2 separate regions of the Homo sapiens genome follow, and region 1 is linked to region 2. A link is a loop called in an ENCODE intact Hi-C map of the cell type or tissue named here. Cell type or tissue: Caco-2. All regions are shown on one strand. Each heading gives the region's core, and the rest is flanking DNA. Links, peaks and the distances in the headings are about the cores only.

The links. A loop is a pair of places that touch in the nucleus more often than their neighbours do. Peaks named below come from ENCODE experiments on the same cell type or tissue, not always from the same donor. Only the 100,000 strongest peaks of a DNase experiment are listed, where the experiment ranks them.
Region 1: it touches region 2 in a loop (5-fold over the local background); 2 of 110 quality-filtered maps call a loop at or near these places.

What each region holds. Positions count from the first base shown.
Region 1 is chr11:130,178,413-130,185,248 of GRCh38, forward strand. All of the region lies in intron 1 of ST14 (ST14 transmembrane serine protease matriptase), which reads left to right. Among named protein-coding and RNA genes, the nearest start is that of ST14, 22 kb to the left of the region's middle. RefSeq lists an enhancer at 2,366-2,425. In Caco-2, for the core only: no CTCF peak of the experiment used is centred there; a DNase peak (open chromatin) is centred at 3,239; H3K4me3 peaks cover 1,178 bases.
Region 2 is chr11:129,919,823-129,926,658 of GRCh38, forward strand. PRDM10 (PR/SET domain 10) reads right to left here. Exons shown (of 21, transcript NM_199437.2): 12 at 5,060-5,407; 13 at 3,426-3,581. Among named protein-coding and RNA genes, the nearest start is that of NFRKB, 28 kb to the left of the region's middle. RefSeq lists a silencer at 3,639-3,738 and an enhancer at 6,114-6,615. In Caco-2, for the core only: a CTCF peak has its summit at 3,664 (motif pointing right); a DNase peak (open chromatin) is centred at 3,659.

The sequences.
Region 1 (6,836 bases), core at 655-5,654, 260 kb after region 2:
AGATGGCGTTACTTATGTCAAGGGTGCTCTGTACAAGGCTCCTGGTCCCTTGGGCTGCGTGGGGAGGGCCCTGGGCAGTGCTGGGAGTTGGGACGGGACTTGAAACCTGCAGGAGCTGGCTGCTCCCTGGCAGAGAACCGCTGGGTTTCTGTGTTGACAACGTCCTCACAGCTGGGCTGAGTCAGGTCCTGGGGGACTTTCCTTCAGGCTGTAACCAGGTGTGGGGACTTGTGGTTTACTTCCTTCAGTGGGAGTTCTTGGCCGTGGGTCAGCTTTGTGTTCCCCTGATGGGCTGGGGTTACAGATCTACAGATATTTCTGGATCTTCCTTGGGGCCCTGCAGCCCCACCTGTTTTCCAGCAGCTCCTTCTGGCGGGGCGGCTGAGGGCGGCGACGGGTCAAAGGGAAAGGTGGGCGGGCCGGGGTTTTGGGGTGTCTGCCAGCAGCTGGCTGGGTCTGCAGCTGGCCCTGTGCTCTCCCAGGAGGAGCTGGAGTGTGTATTTCTGGGAAAAGTGATAGCCTCAGGGACTTCTGGGATGATGCTTATAACCAATTGTGGGAGGGTCCCCAGGGCGTGGAAGCAAAGTTCGACCTGGCACAGCAGCTTCCCTTCATCCCAGGTGGTTGCTCAAAATAGACCAGCTGAGACTCTAAGCCAGCTTCTCCTCCTGGTGACAGGAAGGGGTGAGCCTCCTGGAAATGGTGGGTGGAGTTTCTCCAACTTTCAGGTTCCCAAGAATGACCTGGAGCACTTGAATAAAAACTTCCACATCCGAGGCCCTGCTCCTGATGCATGACATCAGCACCTCCAGGGAGAGGGGCTTGGGAATCTGGATGTGGAACAAACACTGCATTTGTTTCAGTTGATTGTTATTGTTCTTTTTCATGACCAGACAAGTCCAGGAAATGCTGGGGGTTGCGATCAATGGGAACCATAGGCTTTTGCAGGTTTCGTGAAAATTGGCTTCTAGAGAGATCGATTACCCCTGGTTGGGGAGTGGGTGGGAGGATTCCAGTGTGGCCTTTCTTTTCCTTTCTCATTTGCCCATCGGTCATCCCCAGATAAGCACTCAAGTGTCCTCTTTTATGAGGCCCCGTGCTGGGCCCTGGACTGCCATGGTGGCAGGTGGGGTGAAGTCCCGCCCTCAGGAGCCTGCTGACCGCCTGCTCTGTGCACAGCTGCTGGAGCTTCCCCGGGGCTGCTGATTTAACTGGGGAGGGCCTGTCTATGTGGGGTCCCTCCTAGCCGGAGACAGGTCCCTTTTATGAACAGCAGCCTGATGAAGAGGCCTTCCTGCAACATGCCTCTGGTATCATTCTCAGCTCAGCATTGCCCAGGGGACAAACACAGAGTTTGTTCTTGGCAGTCATTCCCTGCTGTCATCTCAGGTGGGCTTGAGCCGTGCTGGGTTTCCGGGAAATCTGGCCAGGATCCAGCACAACCTTTAGCCAGTCCGGCAGGGAGCGGCCACGAGGTTGTGCTGGCTCGGTCTTTCCCTTGCAAAGGAAGGCATCTTCGACCTGCCACAGAATGCTTTCTTCCCCGGGGAAACCCTTGCAGGTGCTCGGGCTCTACTTTCCTTTCTCGCTTGAACAATTACAGGGATAGTTTATGGTTCTCATGACCCTGGTGGGGGTGATGACATCATGGGATTGAAATCCGTCCCACCTTGGAGTCACCGAGCGTGTCAGTCAAGAGCCTTGGCCACAAATCAGTGGCACTTGGCAGCAGCACACAAATCCAGCCACCCTGTCCTTGTCTCAGGTCTGGGCAGCACAGCTGTGTCCCTAGCTGGTGGCATCGCCCCTGCCCCTTGACCTTGATCTTCAGCCTCAGAAGCAGGCTACCCATTGTCATGTGACTGCCCTTCACGGTCCCTCCCCAGGATTCCAAGGGGCCTCTTGAGGTTTCCAGGTTCAGCCGCTTCCTTCCCAGCAGATCACACCCAACCTTAGCCACATGAGGAACGATCTTTAGAAAGGGTCTGGCCCGAAGCTTCATTTTTCCCTGTCTGCTTTGGTTGGAATCTTGTGTGGCTTTGTGTGCAGTTGGTAGTATTTTTGTTGTTGGTAAGTGTAGGGGCCCTTCCCCATTGCTTTTCTCTAAGGATAACCATGCTCTGAGCAGCCCATGGCAAATTCTGGCTTTGGACTTGTTGGTCCCCAGAGCCAGTGGGGTCGTGGGCCCTGGAGAGTTTGCACTCAGTGGCAGGTCTTAGTGTGTGTTTGAGGAACCAGGAGAGCGTTCCTCTCAGAGGGAGGATTCTCTGGTTGACTCACACAGAGTTTTGTTGGCTCAGCATTTAGCTTTCAGCCCTGGTGAGTTTCTCTGACTTAATGGGAGTAGGCTGGCTGCAAGAATCTTTCCTATATTATCAAATAAAATAGGTCTCTTTTTTGGCCCTCTAGAAATCAGTGTTTTTTTTCTTTTCGTTTTGGAGAGCCCGGCCTTGGGGAGGATATGCATCAGTTGCTCTAGTGTGCCTCAGACAATGAGATAAGATGAAATAGGGCGTGCTCTAGGACCTCTCCACTTCCCCTTCCCGGGTTTCTGGATCTGACCCTTCGCTCCCTGCAGAAAGTTGGGTGAGATGGCAATGGTCCGATCTCATCCCTGCTGGGTGGGATGGCAGTGGTCCCTCTTGGGTGAGATGGTGGTGGTCTGATCTTGTCCCTGCTGGATGGGATGGCGGTGGTCTGATTTTGTCCCTGCTGGGTGGGATGGCGGTGGTCCCTGCTGGGTGGGATGGTGGTGATCTGATCTCGTCCCTGCTGGGTGGGATGGTGGTCTGATCTCGCCCCTGCTGGGTGAGATAGTGGTGGTCCCTGTTAGATCCTGGCCCTTTAGGGTCTGTACCCTGCTTGTCCTGAGCCCTTTATCCCCAACCTCCCGCCTGGAAGTCATTCCTCGTTCCCTTGTCTGAGTGGCCTGGAGCCGAGCTGTGTTTCTGGGTCCTTTGGCCAGGATCTAACTACAGTGGGCCAGCAGGAAGAGGCTGTGATATTTACATGGCCTCTATCTGTGTTTATGGTAAGCAGACACACCTGGCTTCATAGCACCGTTTTATGTGTGCACCTGCAAAGATGTTTACTTTTAAGAAAGAGAGACAGGAGAAGTGAAAGCAGGCGCAGGCATAGGATCTCTCCTGTCGGCTGTGGCCCAGTAGAGAGGTGTTATGCCTACAGTTGTCTAAGTGTCTAAGTGGATGGGAGTTCCCTGAGACCTCCCCCTCCCACCTCCCCCACCCAGGAGTTAAAAGAGCTTTGCTGCTTCACTGACTTTATTAACTTTGTGACCTTGGACAGGCCACTCCCTCTCTTTCATCCTCAGTGTTCTTATCAATAAAACGATGGGATTATGCAACAGTATCTCTGTTACACCTGAAAATGGAGCCAAGAGCTAAGGTTATAAAAGGAAGCAGCCCAGTTACTGATTAGACAGCACTTTTAGGCTGGGTGGAGCCACAGAACTCACACTGCAGGGAGGACAGAGGACCCACCATTGAGCTAGCGCCACTGCTGACAGCCTCGCTCCGTGGCAGAGTCTGGGGTGACCCCTGAGTCAATGCCCTCAGCCACCTTACCCCTTCTCATGGGAGTCTCTGTCTTCTGTTTCCCTGAATCCTTGCTCCCAGAATTCTGGAACCTAACCACACTGGGAGGCAGTAAACCAGGACCAGATTCTGGATCTGCCACCAAGTACTGGGTGACCTTGCAAAATCAGCATTCTTCCCTGCCTTCTTTATATAACACGGGTGATAGCACCAGCCAGTCTTGAATGAGTCACAGGACTGTCATGAAGATCCAGTAAGAAAATGGTTGTGAAATTACCCTGTGAATTGGATATACATCTAAACATGATAAATTATTATTTCATTACATTTCTTTTTTTCTTTGTTTCTTTCTTTCCTTTTTTTTTTTGAGATGAGGTTTTGCTGTCTCTGTCTCGCCCAGGCAGGAGGGCAGTGGCATGACTATGGCTCACTGCAGCCTCAGCCTCCCTGGGTTCAGATCATCCTCCTGCCTCAACCTCCCGAGTAGCCAGGACTACAGGTGCATGCTGCCATGTCTGGCTAGTTTTTTGTATTTCTGTCTTTCTTATCATTCACTGAGCCCTTTGAATTGGGTTTAGCCGTGTTGGCCATGCTGGTCTCGAACTCCTGGGCTCAAGTGATCTGTCCACCTTGGCCTTTCACAGTGCAAGTGTGAGCCACCATGCCTGGCCCTTTTGTTAAATATCTTTTTTTTTTTTTTTGAGACCGAGTCTCACTCTGTTGCCCAGGCTGGAGTGCAGTGGTGTGATCTCGGCTCACTGCAATCTCCGCCTCCCAGGTTCAAGCAACTCTTGTACTTCAGCCTCCCGAATAGCTGGGATAACAGGTGTCCGCCACCACACCTGGCTAATTTTTTATGTTTTTTGTAGAGATGGAGTTTCCCCATGTTGGCCAGGCTGGTCTCGAACTCCTGACCTAGGTGATCCACCCACCTTGGCCTCCAAAAATGCTGGGATTACAGGCATGAGCCACCGCGCCCAGCCACTTTTGTTACTTTTTTTTTTTTTGAAATGGAGTTTCGCTCTTGTTGCCCAGGCTGGAGTGTAATGGCACGATTTTGGCTCACCGCAACCTCTGCCTCCTGGGTTCAAGCGACTCTCCTGCCTCAGCCCCCCGAGTAGCTGGGATTACAGGCGTCCACGACCACGCCTGGCTAATTTTTTTTGTATTTTTAGTAGAGATGGGGTTTCACCACATTGGCCAGGCTGGTCTTGACCTCCTGACCTCAGGTGATCTGCCTGCCTCGGCCTCCCAAAGTGCTGGGATTACAGGCGTGAGCCACCACACCCGGCCTACATTTCTTATACATATATACACATACATGGTCTGTTCAGAGTGTAGCCGAAATCTGTGTTTTCTCATTCTTAAATATGATTAGACTACCAGAGGCCACCAGATGTCTAAAGAAAACCCAGCCTGAAAGGCGAAGTTCCAAAGATAACATAAAAATGTCTAGTTGCAGCTGGGTGCAGTGGTGCACCCTGTAGTCCCAGCTACTCAGGAGGCTGATGCAGGAGGATTGCTTGAGCCAAGAATTCAAGACCAGCCTGGGCAACATAGCAAGACCCTGTATCTTAAAAAAAAAAAAAAAAAAAGATTGCATTGCATCTATAGCTAATTTTGAGAATAGACACCTTAATATTGAATCATCTAATCCATGAACAGCGTATATTGCTCAACTAATTTAGGTCTTTTAGAATTTCTCCCAGCAGTATTTTACATCTTTCAGTGTACAGGTTTTGTGCATTTTTTGTCAGATTTACCTCTAAGTATTTCATATTTTTGAAGCTATTGTAAATGGTGTCTTTTAGTTTTAGTTTCCAGTTTTTCATTGCTGATATGCCAGTACAAAGACAGCTACGGGAGTGTTTCTAGCAGCTCTGTTTGTAATGGCCTGAAATTGGAGACACCCCAAATGTCCATCAATAGGTGAACAGGTAAACACATGTTGTGTGTCCAAACGATGGGATAAATGCAGCAACAACCAAAAGGTATGCACTGCTGGGCACACAGGAACCTGCGTGAGTCTCAGAGGAATCGTGCGGAGTGAAAGAAGCCAGATGGAAGAGTGCATACTGCAGAATTCCATTTACATAAAGCTCTGGGAAAAGCAGCCTGAAGCAGATGAGTGGTTTCTTGGGGACAGGAAATGGATTCAGGGAGGAACATGTGGGAGGGGCCAGGAGGAGATTTTGAAGGAGACGGACACGGGCATCATCTTAGCTGTGGATGGTTTCATGGGTGCATATGGATGCCCAAAATTGTACACTTAAATATATACACTTTATTTTATGCAATAATACCTCAATGAAGCTGCTTTTTAAATTTAATGGAAGGTTTGCAAGAGCAAGTCAAAGAAATTCCCAAAGTAGAACCAAACGCTGAAGAAACGCAAAATACGGGAGAGAAAAGATGACAGCTAGAGGCGTAGAGGATCCATTCTTATCCGTGATCTTCTGAAATGTCATCACAATACAATCTGTTTGGCTATATGTGCTGTTTCATTTGTCTTTCTCACCATTCACTGAGCCCTTTGAATTGGAAGATTTACAACTCTCTTCAGCTCTTGGAAACATCCTTTCAGTATTTCTTTGGTAATGGTCTCTTCTCTGCCAGGCTCAGAAAAGATTGGGCTCAAGTATTCTAGAAGACAGAGGTGAGACAAGAAAGGACATTGTTAGAAATACCCAAATCTCCACCTTGGCCCCAAGCAAAAAGACAAAGGCCCCAGCAGACTCCCACAGTGGATGGGAAAAATAGTCTGGAGAGATTGAATCAAAGAATATGTGGGCTTGAGAACCCCAGGTACAGAGGAAGGCTGTAGAGAGAGGTGAAAAGAAGGGGAATGAGTCTCTTCTCCTACGTGTTCCTGAATGCTAGTGGCTGGGTTTAAATCACTCCAGCCAGGAGATTAGAAAATTATTCTCTGGAGCAATGGAACCATCCACAGGAAGATGTATATAGTCTAACCATTGGGAGTGCCCAGAAAAAAAATCTGTTTAGCCACTCACTTGTGTCCCCGCCAGTGAAGCCAGTTGTGGCAAGGCATGCACACAGAGCTTCCAAACAGCCGCCAGGAGCTTGTTTCTAAATAAAAATAACCACCAAGGATCCCCCAGCATTTGAGGAAAGTCTTCAACATGGAAGAAAAAGTCAAAAACAGAGAAAAGATACTCAATGGAAATATAAAGATGAGAAGGTTTTGCATTCATGGAACAAATACAAGATGCCATGAAAGAGGAAAATTCAAAGAAACAGAAAGCTCTTAGAAATTAAAATTTT
Region 2 (6,836 bases), core at 937-5,936:
TATCAGGGAGCAGGATAAGGGCCGAGCTCCAATGCTGGGCCTCCCTCACCCACCTGCCTCTTCTGCTGCAATGCATACGACCCAACTCTTTCTTCCTATCCCACCCGCCTTCATTTCTGGAAAGCCCAGGAGGGAATGTTCAGCGCTTTGTAGGCTACAGTAGGATTTGGATTAAGGACACTGCCCTACGTGACAGTATCTTTCTTTAGTGTGGATACAATGGCAAAGCACTGTTGCATTGCCACTTTTTTTCTTTTCCTTTTCCTCCAACTCCTCTCGCATTCCCACTTTTTTCTAAGCATCAACATTCACTAGTTCCCGTCTATTCCCTTTAAACAACCAACTGACCTTAACCGAATCATCACATAAATTTCAAAGCCTAACACAAATACCACACCATGCTATGCACATCGTGACGGGCACACATTTGTTGGATGCCAAATCTCCATGAGGCCTTTCCATCCTAACATCCCCCAAACCAAATCCGCTATCTGCCCCCACTCCTTCTGCCTAAGTCGTGCTTTTTGGTATCAGCGGTGTTCCCAAACATCTAGCCTCTCAAGCTGCAAATCTCCATTCCTTGCTGTCCACCCTTCCCCCTTCCACCCAAGTGCAAGTTCTTGTCAGCCTCCCATGACGCCTGTCTTGAACATGGCCCCTCTTCTCCACACCCACTGCCTCGGCCTGAATTAGCCCAGCTCTGAAACGCTGGTAAGTCTAATTACTTAGCACAGCGCGCTAGCTTAACCCGCTTCCCTGGCTTCCTCTTGCCACACCCTCCATCAGTCCCCTTCTCCCAATCTCCCGAACGTGGCATCACCACTCCCTGCTGCTCCCTCTGCTTGAGATGCCAATATTCCTCCCTCACTCCTCACCTCTCCCTTTCCCTAGCTGGCAAACTGTTTCCCACCCATGAATGGATTCAAAAGTGTCACCATATCTATGAGGTCTCCCCTATACCCCAAATCAGTGAATCCCTCTCACAGCATTTTTGAGATGGAGTCTCGCTCTGTCACCCAGGCTGGAGTACAATGGCATGATTTCGCCTCACCACAACCTCCGCCTCCCGGGTTCAAGTGATTCTCCTGCCTCAGCCTCCTGAGTAGCTGGGATAACAGTCATGCACCACCACGCCTGGCTACTTTTATATTTTTAGTAGAGATGGGCTTTCTCCATGTTGGTCAGGCTGGTCTCGAACTCCCAACCTCAGGTGATCTGCCCACCTTGGCCTCCCAAAGTGCTGGGATTACAGGCGTGAGCCACCGCACCCGGCCACTTTATTCTTTTCTCTATTCTAGTGTGAGCTCCCTGAAGTTGGAAGGTCCCACCTTGACTTCAATGCTGCCCTCATGGAGCTTATACTTAGCAGGACAGGCAAATGCAATACACAAATGCTATGACAGGGTCACCAGCAAAAGGCCCTGTGGGAATTGGTGGGAGAAGCAGCAGTTAATCCAGGGATCAGGAAATGCCCCATATGAAGTGACATTAGCCAGGTGAAGGAATATGACAGTTTGAAAATGCATTTCAAGTCAGGAGGAGGAGTGAGAGCAAGTGCAAAGGCCCAAGGAGAGAGAGTATGCCACACCTGGGTAAAGCTATGGAGTTCAGGTCACCCTGAGCACACGGGGAGGCAGGAACCAGAGAGGCTGGCAGGAGCCAGATCCTGTAGCATCTTAGAAGTAACAAGAACTTCGGGATTTATCTGCGTGAAGAGCTATTTAAGAGTTTTTCAGAAAGGACATGACATCAGAGCTGTTCTCTAGAAAAATTACTCTGATTCTACTTTGAAAATATGCCAGGAAGGTAGGTGGTAGTGGTTTTGTGCTGGGTCAACTTGGCTAAGGGGAACTACATTTGAAGGGAGTCTTCTTCCCAGCATGGTTCCGAGTTGGGGTTAGCCAAAGAGAAACTCAGACCAGCCTGGAAGGTGGAAAGGAAGCAGCTCCGTGCTGCTCTAGACGGTGTCATGTAGAGGTACCTGTGGGTCCCTACTTATCCTCTCTTTCCCACCCAGCCACCAGCTGTCTTCCTGACTGCCAGCCCTGCTGGCCAGCTCCACATCCACCACCAGATGCAGTGACACAGTCTTTCACAGACCACACCAGCTCTCCTTCCTGGGCCCCTCTGCAGGAGGAAGTGCTTGGTTCCCAGATTCCCAGGTAACTTCCCATTTGACCACCCAGACCAGTACTTCTGTGGGCATACTGCTGACTTCCGACCTCCCAGCTTCTCCCTTCAACCCTCACTTCTCCATCTTCTCCTATAATTAAGTTCTTAGTCCTGTAAGAAAATCTTCTTCTGTAACATTCACAGTGGCTTTGCTTCCCTGATTGAACTGTGGTTGAATATACTGGGTGAAAGTAAAAGAGAAAATGAAAGCAAGCAAAGAAATTTTAAAGAAATATTCCAAGGTGTTAAAATATGGTATCTGGCACAAAATGAAAAATCAAAAAACACTGGCTGGATGGGATGGATGGATGGCCAAACAGTATCGCAAAACAGGAATCCTTTTAGATATGATTTTTTTTAAGAACAGAAAAATCCCAGACCTACTTATACTTTTCACACTGGAGTTCTCTACGGAATTCTAAATTGTGCTGTTATATATTCAAAGCCATTAAATTATATTCTATAACACACTTACCATAAAACCAGCTTTGCAAACTCTATTTCTCTTTAATTTCTTTGCATCTGTTACAAATATACCCTTAGTTTTCCTCTCCTGAATCAATTTCTGATTCTTTTCCAGTTTCTATGAGAGTGTGACCTACAATCATTTTCAGCAGAAGGTCTTCCAGTGACATTTTTGCAGAATCACCTTATTTCCCAATGAAGCATATTTCATTGTTTTTACATTTATTTATTTAACTTTTATTTCTGGGTCCCCTGCAGGGTTTTGCTCGGCTTCTTCTAAGTTCCAGGTGGGTTACGGATACTCATAATGTTTTAATCTTTGAGGTCATTAACATTCTCCAAAGTAGTCTAAGCCTTCTCAGCATTCTTCAGATTTCCCACCTGAATTAGATGAGCGTCCTGCTGGCTGCAAGGCTCAATTACGGGCTCTTATACTTCATCAGTGCTCAACAAAAACCTCCTGATCTGAATGTTAAGTAAAGGTTTTGGTCTGTTAGGAAATCTCAATAGCGATTTAGTTATACTTGTCATTATACATTTGGATTCTTTTAGGAGATGATGCATTTTTACTCTACTTGTTTGGGGATTTGAATTAACTATTTTGAGGAAATGAGTAAGTTTTCCCCCTTAATTTTATAACTAAGTCAAACACAAGGCCCAAAGAGTATCTCAGGTCCAGTTCATCAGAGGTGGGTGATAAACTGATGAAATGAACAGGCATTTACCCTCAGCTTGCTATAATTCCAGTGGCCACGAGAACCACCTTGGGCTGTGCCTTGGTGTCATACCTTAAATTGCTTCCCACAGGTGGAACACAGGAAGTCTTTGCGGTCCGAATGCCGGAGCATGTGGAGTCGCAGTTTATCGGGGCGACAGAAGGCCTTGTCACACTCTGTGCACTGGTAGATCTTTTCTGAGTGGAAGCTGCGCACGTGTTTTTTCACCTGGTGATAAGAACCACAGGAAAATTCAGGGGACGCAGGCACCAAATGAAATGACCAAAGGCAGCTTGTCAACGCTAGAGGGAGCCAAACGCATTACCATGGGTTTTCATCAACCCCGCCGAGGAATCCAATCAGATGTGATAATTGGCCTCAATAACACATACTGTCCCTGTCACAAAGAAATAAAACAAGTAGCCAGAAAGCCTTAGAAATCCGAACCTCCCCGATGACTTGAAACGTGAGAGAGAGAGAGAGAGAGAGAGAGAGAGAGAGAGAGAGAGAGAGAGAGAGTGCTTGCTTGGTCAAAGCCCTGATCACTTGAAGCCCATTTTTTAAAGATAAAAAGCAAAAGTTCCTTTGGGTTTAAATGAAATCTTGCTAAAAAGGATCTATAGGAAGACAAAAACCAATTCTTCCTTACTTTTCTCCGTCTTTAATCTGCACAGAAGCAATTTAGCCCCTTTTGATCCTTTTACATCTTCTTATAAAATTAAGTTCTGAAGAATTAAAGACATGAATGAGTGGATACAGAAGACATTACCGGTTTGTGAGAGCAATATGACGCTGGCGTCACTTCTCAACTGGGACTTACTTCCCTTACTTTTAGATAAATAAAGGAATAGGGCTTCTGAACTCTCTTAGCCACACATATCCAATGAGAAAGAGCTGAGGATGGAAGCTAAGTAGTGAGTCTTACCAAACTATTCCTATAAGATAGTTTGCTTCATTATTTTTGGAGTTTCTTTTGCCATTAAATTATGCCTTAAAGCAATCTTTCTACTAGTTTGTGTGAAGTGAGAAAATTTCCAAGACTCTCAACACTAGCAGAACTAAAATTAAATCCCTAGTCTTCTTTTCCTTTGGTAATTGAAAAAGTGTATTTTTACAAAATGTTTCGTTATTCACTGACTAGCACAGGAAAATCTTATCACTTAAAGTCCAAATGAAATCATGAGTATTCTGAAATTTATCTTCACCCATTTTGCTCCAACAAAGAATACACTACAGGGGAGGAGGCAGTCGGTTCCTGATACAAAAGTATATTATATACCAACTTTCTCTTTGTTTCCTTCCAAAATGTATGGCCTTGGTTAAAGCAAGCAGGAAACCACAGTAGTAGTAGGGAGATGTTCCCAGCCCCTCAGAAACGGGAGTATGTCTTCTACAGGCTCGGTATATTTTATAAGCAATAGACATTGACATGGATTATGAAAGACTTTTTAAAAATTATAATAGATCTGGGTGTTTATTACTTGTAACTTAAACACTTCAATGTCAATGTCTGATCTGGACAATTAAGGGTCATAATAATCTTGTGTATAAAAGTAGTTTGATTGAAGAAATATTGTTCTCAATTGTAAAGTTGTTTCAAAGAAGGGATGGAAATGCAGGTGCTAGGCAGTCTCGGTTTTCCAAAAATCGAAGTTTCTTTTACCAAAAGAAGGAAGCAGACAGGAATCTCAGTAGTAGACACTCACCTGGATAAAATCTGGGAACCGTTTCTTACAAGTTGGGCAGGTGAAGTAGCCATCATTGATATGAATGGCCACATGATCTTTCAACAAATCAAGGCGGTCAAAGGATTCTGGGCAAAAAATGCAAGAGTAAGTCTTCTGGTCTGAGTGGAGCTTCATGTGGCTCTCCAAGGATGTGCTGCTGATGAAGCCCTTGTTACAGAGATCACAGGTCAGTGGGCAGTTCCCCTCCCGCCCATGGAAGCGTAAGTGCTGGTCCAGTTTGTCCTTTTCCCGGAAGGCCTTCCCACACTGCAAGCATTTAAAAGGCCGGAAGGACTTCCGAATAAACAGATGCTGAAGAGCTGCATTCTGAAAGACATACACAAATGTGATCATTTAGTGATGAAATTAAGAGTGCAACTGGATCACACTTTTACAGAGAAAGAGAGGATGATCTCTGCAATCACAGACTTCCCATAGAAGTTCAACTCTAGGACACACACAGTTGAAAGGAGATTTTTCTGGTGAAGACACTGAAAATGAAGCCATCCTCAAAGAAGCTCATCTTAAAGAGATGAAATTTTTTTGTGTTTTGTTTTACATCTATGTATGTGGGTTTTCTTTTGAAAGGGTTTAAGTAACAAAAAAAGTGTTCCCAATAGAAGACTTGTATAATAAAACAAATCCCACAGTGGAACAGGATAAAAATGGAAGATTTGGAGGAAAAGACTTAGGTTAAGTCACACATGCAGGAATCAGGCTGGAGCAAGTCAGTCAAATGTTACTTGTTGAAATCCATGAGAAAAAGAATTTGAAGCTTGATTAAAACATTTAGCAAAAACAAAACAAACAAACAAACAAACAAAAAAACAATAAAAAGAACTGAAGGGTAGTCCTTGCCAGCGGCAGGATGGAGAAGGAAATGGATACCAGGTTTCTTTTGGGGGTAATGGATACCAGGTTTCTTTTGGGGGTGATGAAAGTGTGCTGGAATTAGAGAGTGGTGAAGATTGCACAGCTTCAGAATGTTCTAAAAACCACTTTAAAGGGTAAACTTTATGCCACGAGAATTTCTTGAAAGGATTCAGATTTATGTGAATGGGACATGAGCACATGTCGTAAATGGAATATATGCATTTCATCACTTTCTACTTAGAAAACAGAAGGTAAGGTTCCAGAATAGCTAGTTAGTTCTACTGGTTAGAATGCCATGCTAACAACGTTAAGCTCATCACACTGTTCCTGCCTCGACCAGGCAATTCTGCTCTTTGTTTTCAGGCACAGATTGCACTTGTAATGCTGATTGGCCATCTTGTAAATTCATGCAATTGTTATAGGGCATCCAAGTGGGAGAGTACGGGTACTCAGTGCAAACCCATCGCCACTACTGGAAAATCTACTCATGCTCTACTGACAGCAGATCGACAAAATCACCTCACACAGAGAATGCAGAATCAATCTTTCAGTTATGCTTACAATGAAGACTCATTCATCCGTTCCTCAGAACACTGAGGGAAAGCTCTAGATTGCTACAAGGGGGGGAAATCCTTCAAGTATATCTGTGAATGGCTGTGCCTATGTAGCTACAAATGAACAGTAATTGAAGGATTAATGGAGATCTTAGTGCGATCTTAACTTCAAATTACTTGTAAGCATCAACTTTTAAACTAAATTTAATGTGAAATCATCATGTGAGGAAAACAAAATAATTATTTTTGATTTAGTGGAATTTCTAGACATAATTACTATGTAACAAGAGATTTCCTTCTCAGGGCTTCTCTAACCGGGCTAGGAGAAA